Regions from separate parts of the Homo sapiens genome. Here region 2 is linked to region 1. A link is an interaction called in ENCODE POLR2A ChIA-PET data of the cell type or tissue named here. Cell type or tissue: PC-9. All regions are shown on one strand. Links, peaks and the distances in the headings refer to the core of each region. The heading gives the core; the rest is flanking DNA. Region 1 overlaps SLC7A14-AS1 (SLC7A14 antisense RNA 1). Region 2 overlaps SLC7A14-AS1 (SLC7A14 antisense RNA 1).

Evidence for each region. Peaks named below come from ENCODE experiments on the same cell type or tissue, not always from the same donor. Only the 100,000 strongest peaks of a DNase experiment are listed, where the experiment ranks them.
Region 2: POLR2A ChIA-PET joins it to region 1 with 5 read pairs; 2 of 35 experiments call an interaction of 5 or more read pairs at or near these places.

The regions. Positions count from the first base shown.
Region 1 is chr3:170,669,623-170,672,543 of GRCh38, reverse strand. All of the region lies in intron 2 of SLC7A14-AS1 (SLC7A14 antisense RNA 1), which reads right to left. Among named protein-coding and RNA genes, the nearest start is that of SLC7A14, 85 kb to the right of the region's middle. In PC-9, for the core only: no CTCF peak of the experiment used is centred there; no DNase peak of the experiment used is centred there.
Region 2 is chr3:170,725,668-170,728,588 of GRCh38, reverse strand. The region is part of intron 4 of SLC7A14-AS1 (SLC7A14 antisense RNA 1); the gene reads right to left. All of the region lies in intron 1 of LOC124906302 (a long non-coding RNA gene), which reads left to right. Among named protein-coding and RNA genes, the nearest start is that of SLC7A14, 140 kb to the right of the region's middle. In PC-9, for the core only: no CTCF peak of the experiment used is centred there; DNase peaks (open chromatin) are centred at 1,328 and 1,788; H3K4me3 peaks cover 337 bases; H3K27ac peaks cover 2,142 bases.

The DNA.
Region 1 (2,921 bases), core at 198-2,697:
CCTGCAGGTACACACCCAGATGGCTGGTTCCTGCCTTAACTGATGACATTCCACCACAAAAGAAGTGAAAATGGCCTGTTTCTGCCTTAACTGATGACATTGTCTTGTGAAATTCCTTCTCCTGGCTCATCCTGGCTCAAAATCTCCCCCACTGAGTACCTTGTGACCCCCACTCCTGCCCGCCAGAGAACAACTCCCTTTGACTGTAATTTTCCTTTACCTACCCAAATCTTATAAAATGGCCCCACCTCTATCTCCCTTCTCTGACTCTCTTTTCGAACTCAGCCCGCCTGCACCCAGGTGAAATAAACAGCCATGTTGCTCACACAAAGCCTGTTTGGTGGTCTCTTCACACAGACGTGCATGAAAATACTGCAGGACAGGAAGATAAGGGGAGAGGGGCATCCACCAAAGGTGTGATATTTTTATTCATCAATGAATGATGCACAGATTTTGTCAAAGTAAGTTTTTGTCCTGAAATGCTTGAATCAGCATGAGGCCATGCAGCATAGGACCATGAGAAATGAACCACTGGGTTTTTCCTTTTCCTCTCCCCTGAGCCCAGCTGGCAATGCCAAGTGATAGGTGCTCTGATGGGAAAGGACAAGAGGCCACAGGAACATGGATGGCAGGATCTAAACCAGGGTCTAGAGGAGTCCAGGAAATCTTCCAGGACTAAATTACCTGAAATTTTATGTAGAGGCCTGAAATCTGAGTAAGAGTTAGTCAGGCAAACAGAAAAAGGAAACACATTCTAATCAATGAGAACAGGGAAGGTAAGGGCCAGAGTTGTAAGAGAGTCACCACATTAGAAAAACTGATTGAAATTCAGTATGGCTGGAGCACGGAGTGCAAGAAACTGAGGCAAGATGAGAGAGAATGTGTCTGGAGATAAGCAGATACCAGATCATGAAAACATGTCAAGCCATGACTCTATGCCCAATTCCTTAGTCCATTCATTTATTCACGTATCTATGCACCCCATGCATCTAGTCATCCACCCATCCATCTATCATTTGTCACCCATCCAACAAAAAATACAGTGGTTCTCAACCTTGGCTGTTTATTAGGGTTACATGAAGAACCTCAATACCTCAACCCCAGGCTGTATCCCAGACCAGTTAAAAGGAACCTCTAGGGGTGAAACCCAGGCATCAGTATTTTTCAAATCTCCCCAAGAGATTCTAATGTGTAGCCAATAATGTGTTACCTTATACACTTTCAGGTTAGCCTTGGTCTTGCAAGTAACTGCTCTACTTTCCCCTTACTGCTCTGAGTCTTGGTTTCTCAATCCCAGGCCCATGAGTTTTATAGAACTGGCCATTCAATCTAGGCCACTAGTGGTTTATAGGACACCATTGTGAAAATTAGAACAGGCACTCCTTCCTCAAGGCACATTGCTTCATTCTGTTTGAAATCGTCTTCATATTGTATATTGATTATACTGAACAAATCTGCCCATCTGTCATAAAACTGTTGTATTCAACATACAAATCAATAATGTCTGCAGTACAAATAGAGACTCCTTGCAGTTGCAGCCTGGTACAGTGCACAACCTGTACAACCATAGATGATAAGCCTCTTTTAGTCAAGGGAAGTATGTGATTTCAACCCCGCAAGTATTTTGTTGATCCTCAGCAACTTATTCTTTGGTTCCTTTACAGTCAGGATGATCTATAAATAAGGAGAATGTATGTCTGAAGTTCAAGTGACTACTCTTGGTGCTGAGAAAGATTTTTGTTTTGTTGATTAGTGAATTTATTTAAATAAGAAGTCCTATTAAATGCATAAAAATTAAATCACAGTTTTTTTAATGAGTCATCATTATTTAAAAAAATTATGTTGCATAAAATTGGAACTGTTCCAGAAAATCTGAGAAGGATGCCTGCCAAACTCTAACTTCCAGTCTGAAATTCTACAGCCCAATCTCCAGCTCCCATGATGGGACATTTCTGCCCCAGTCTGCTCTCTTTGCCTAGTGGGTCCCTTGCAGTTTAGAGGCACTGGTGACTGTGATGGTTCTAATTGGGACAGGAGAGGTGCACAGAGCACTGTCCCTGTGGTGCTGTCCCTCCAACACTTCTCATGCAGAGATGGCTGCTAGAGAGGGAATGACTGTGTGGTCTGGTCTCTCTCTCACTAACCCTTTAGGCACTGCCATGTACTATTTCCCGTTACTGCTGTGCACCTGAGCTCACTGATGGCTGAGGAGGGACAAAACTGACAAGAGTGATGATGGTCCCCAAATGCACATGGAGCATTTGCCGCACAGATGATCAAGAGGTAGGGAGATGCACCTTCAGAGGAAGAAGAGCTGTGCTGAGCTGGAAAACACCGCTTGTAAACTTGAGCAGGGCATCTTCATCCCAACTGTGAAGGACAGAAGAAGGACTATCAAAAAACAGTAGCGAAAGCCATCTTTGTCCCCAGGGAACTATCATTCAAGGTGGGGAAACATGAGGATGTGGCCAAGCCCCCATCCTTCATAGAATTATCTGCCCAAATAATCTAAGGGCACAGTGATATAAGTCATGTTCTGAAAGATAAGATTCTAGTTCCAGTCCAGATGTTAATCAGCTGTTTAATTGTGGGCAAGTCCTCTCATCACCTGGTACCTCTGAGTCCACATTGTGGAATGAGGGTGAACTAAATGACCTGCAAGCTCCCTTGCAGATCCAGAGGCAGCATGGCATAGAGAGTAGAGACTCTGGAGCCAGAAAAAAACACCTGGATGTACATCACGACTCTGCCTCCAGATAGCTGTGTGACCTTGAGCAAGTGACTCCTCCTCTCTGTGCTCAAGTAAAATAGGGGACTTAATTGTTACCTACTTCATAGACTTGCTGAGGGGTTTAAATAAGATCACATGTGTAAAGTGCTGAGAACAGAGCCTGGCACATTGAGCTTGGTTAGTAACTCTT
Region 2 (2,921 bases), core at 251-2,750, 56 kb before region 1:
AGCAAATCAAATAATGATTAAGTACGATGAAGAAAAATAAAATAGGGCAAGAAGAAAAGGGAGCGCCAGGGTGGGAGAGATAGGATTTCGTGTCAAGGCAGAGGGTCAAGAAAGGCCTCACTGAGGGGACACTGGAGTAGAAGGAGTGAGCCATGGGGAACCTGTGTGATAAAATCTCAGGGTAAAGGATCTAACCCATGCAAAGGCCCTGAGGCAAGCCTGACATGTTCTAGGAAGGACACCAGTGTGGCTGAGCAGAGTGAGCCAGAGAGGGAGTGGTGGGAGATGAAGACAGAAAGGTAGGATCCAGCAGGTGATGAAGAGGATTTTGATTTTTAAACTGAGAGAGTCAGGAAGCCATGGGAGGGTTTTGAGGAAAAAAGTCACATTATTTTACTTAGATTTTTAAAAAAAAAAAAAAAAGGTTCACTCCATCTGCTGGGTTGAAAATAGACTTCAGAGGAATAAGGAGAGAAGGAAAAACAAAGTTAAGGGATTTTTGCAATAAGAAGTGAGAGATAATGGCAGCTTAGAAGAGATAGTAGTAATGGAGGTGTTGGAAAGTGGTCAGAGTTTGGTTATATTTTGAAGAAGGAATTTCAAAAAAATTATCTGATGTGGTGCGACAAGAAAGAAAGGAGTCAAGGATGACTCCAAGGATTTTTGTCTGAACAACTGAGAAGATTCAGAAGATAGGAGTAGGAGGAGTTTTTGAGTAGGGGGAGAATCTTGTGTTCATTTTGGCATCTGTTGACTTTGAGATGTCTGTTAGATAGCCAAGTGGAGACTGAGTAGGCAGCCGGACATGAGTCTGGTCTTCAAGGGGCGAAATCTAGGCTTGAAATATGAATTCGGGGATGAAATAAGTAAATAAAATTTAAAGCTATGATCCTGGAGAAATCAGTGAAAGAGTGATTCCTGGGGCACTCCAGTGGGCAGGGCTTGGGAAGATAAGGAGGACAAGGAAAAGATACTGAGATGGAGCAACCAGTGAGGAGAAATGAGGGTGATGCCTCAGAAGCCAAGCAAAGAAAGCATTTGAAGAAGGAAGTAAGCAATGGTGTAAAATGCTGCCAATAAATTCAATAAGATAAAGACTGAGAATTGGCTATTGGATTTGATCATGTGGAGGTCACTGGAGATATTGATAAAAGCAGTTTTCAGGGAGCAATTTTGAGAGTGAAAGATTATAAGGAGAGGAATTGGAAGTAGTGGGCTTAAAAGTCTTGTTCAAGGAGATTTGCCGTAAAGGGAGCAGTAACTACAGGGAAAGTTGGGTCAAGGAAGGTTTTCTCTGTGAGACGGGTGGTGATTCAGCATGTTTCTATGCTGCTGGCAGTGACTCAATAGAAAAAGAAATATTCTTGAGCAGGAAAGAGAACAGATAATTGCTGGAAATAAGTTTGTGGATAGGAAAAAAGGATGGGATCAAGTGCACAGTGTAAAATTTGGCTTCAGATAGAAACCCAAACAGATCATCCACAACATCAGGAAAGAAGGCAGGACATAGATGGACAGACAGTCAGTTGGGAGAAGTGGGAGTTGGGAGAATAGGGAAGGTCTCTTTTGAGAGCTTCTATCTCCACCAACCCTACCCACACCCTCCTCCACCACCACCACAAGCCAGTGAATTAGGAAAAGGTAAAAAGTTGGAGGAGGTGCTGGAGATTTGAAGAGAGACAAGAAAAGGTACAGTGGTTATAGGAAAGTAGAGGATTGAATGGACTGATCAGGACAATGACGAAACCTTGCCAGCAGCTGTATGGGCCCACTGTGGTTATTAGTCATGAGTTTAAAATGAGATTTGTCAGTGTGGTTGTGGGGATTTTCTCCAGCCACAATCAGCTGTGGGGGTGCAGGGTGTAGAAGAGGAGGGAAACTGGATTTAACCAGGGTTTTACCAAGCAGACGTGATGAATGAAAGGAAGGAAAAGGTACTGGAGGGTGAATGAGTGAGCAGTTTTTAATAATGGACCATAGAATGTAAGCTGAGTCTAGAGGGAACTGAAGATTTTATGGGAGTGAGGGATGGTGAATGGATGGAGCATAGGTCCTAGTGAGGATGAAGAATTTTTGGAGTTGGAGTATCGAGGAATGGCATGGAAAGAAGAGATCAGTAGGTCTAAGAGTGGATGCATGAAATGACCAAGTCTGGGGTATAATTATCGGGTAAGTGACTGAGGCGAAGCAGAGGATAAGATCATTAATCATCATTACCTGGGTCTTATGTCCCCAGTAAGTACTTAGAGGAGAAGAACCATATCTTAAAAGTCTGTACCTTTCTCCTCAAGCATCTAGCACAGTGCAATGGGTTTCACAAGGGCTTTGTTAATTTTTGAGACAGAGTCTCCCTCTGTTGCCCAGGCTGGAGTGCCCTGGTGCAATCTTGGCTCACTTCAAGCTCCGCCTCCTGGGTTCATGCCATTCTCCTGCCTCAGCCTCCCAAGTAGCTGGGACTACAGCCACCCACCACTACACCCGGCTAATTTTTTTGTATGTATTTATTTATTTTTAATAGAGACAGGGTTTCACTGTGTTAACCAGGATGATCTCGATCTCCTGACCTCGTGATCAGCCCACCTCAGCCTCCCAAAGTGCTGGGATTACAGGCGTGAGCCACCGCGCCTGGCCTGGGCTTTGTTCATTTTTATAAGTTGATATTGAATGAAAAGTTTAACATCAACTTATAAACATTGAGGAATTTTAAAAATTGGGACAATGAGACTCAAATTTTCTACTACAAACTACTATTTTCTGCATCACCCCGTCACCCAAATTATTGCCAAGCTTTCGGGATCAACTAAAGGGGATTCCTGGCCTTACAGATATTAAAGTAATGATTTCAATTATTCAAAGCCAACCACAGAGTTCCATGGCAGGAGGTCATTTGTAACTTGTGAAAGCATGAACTTGGACTTCAT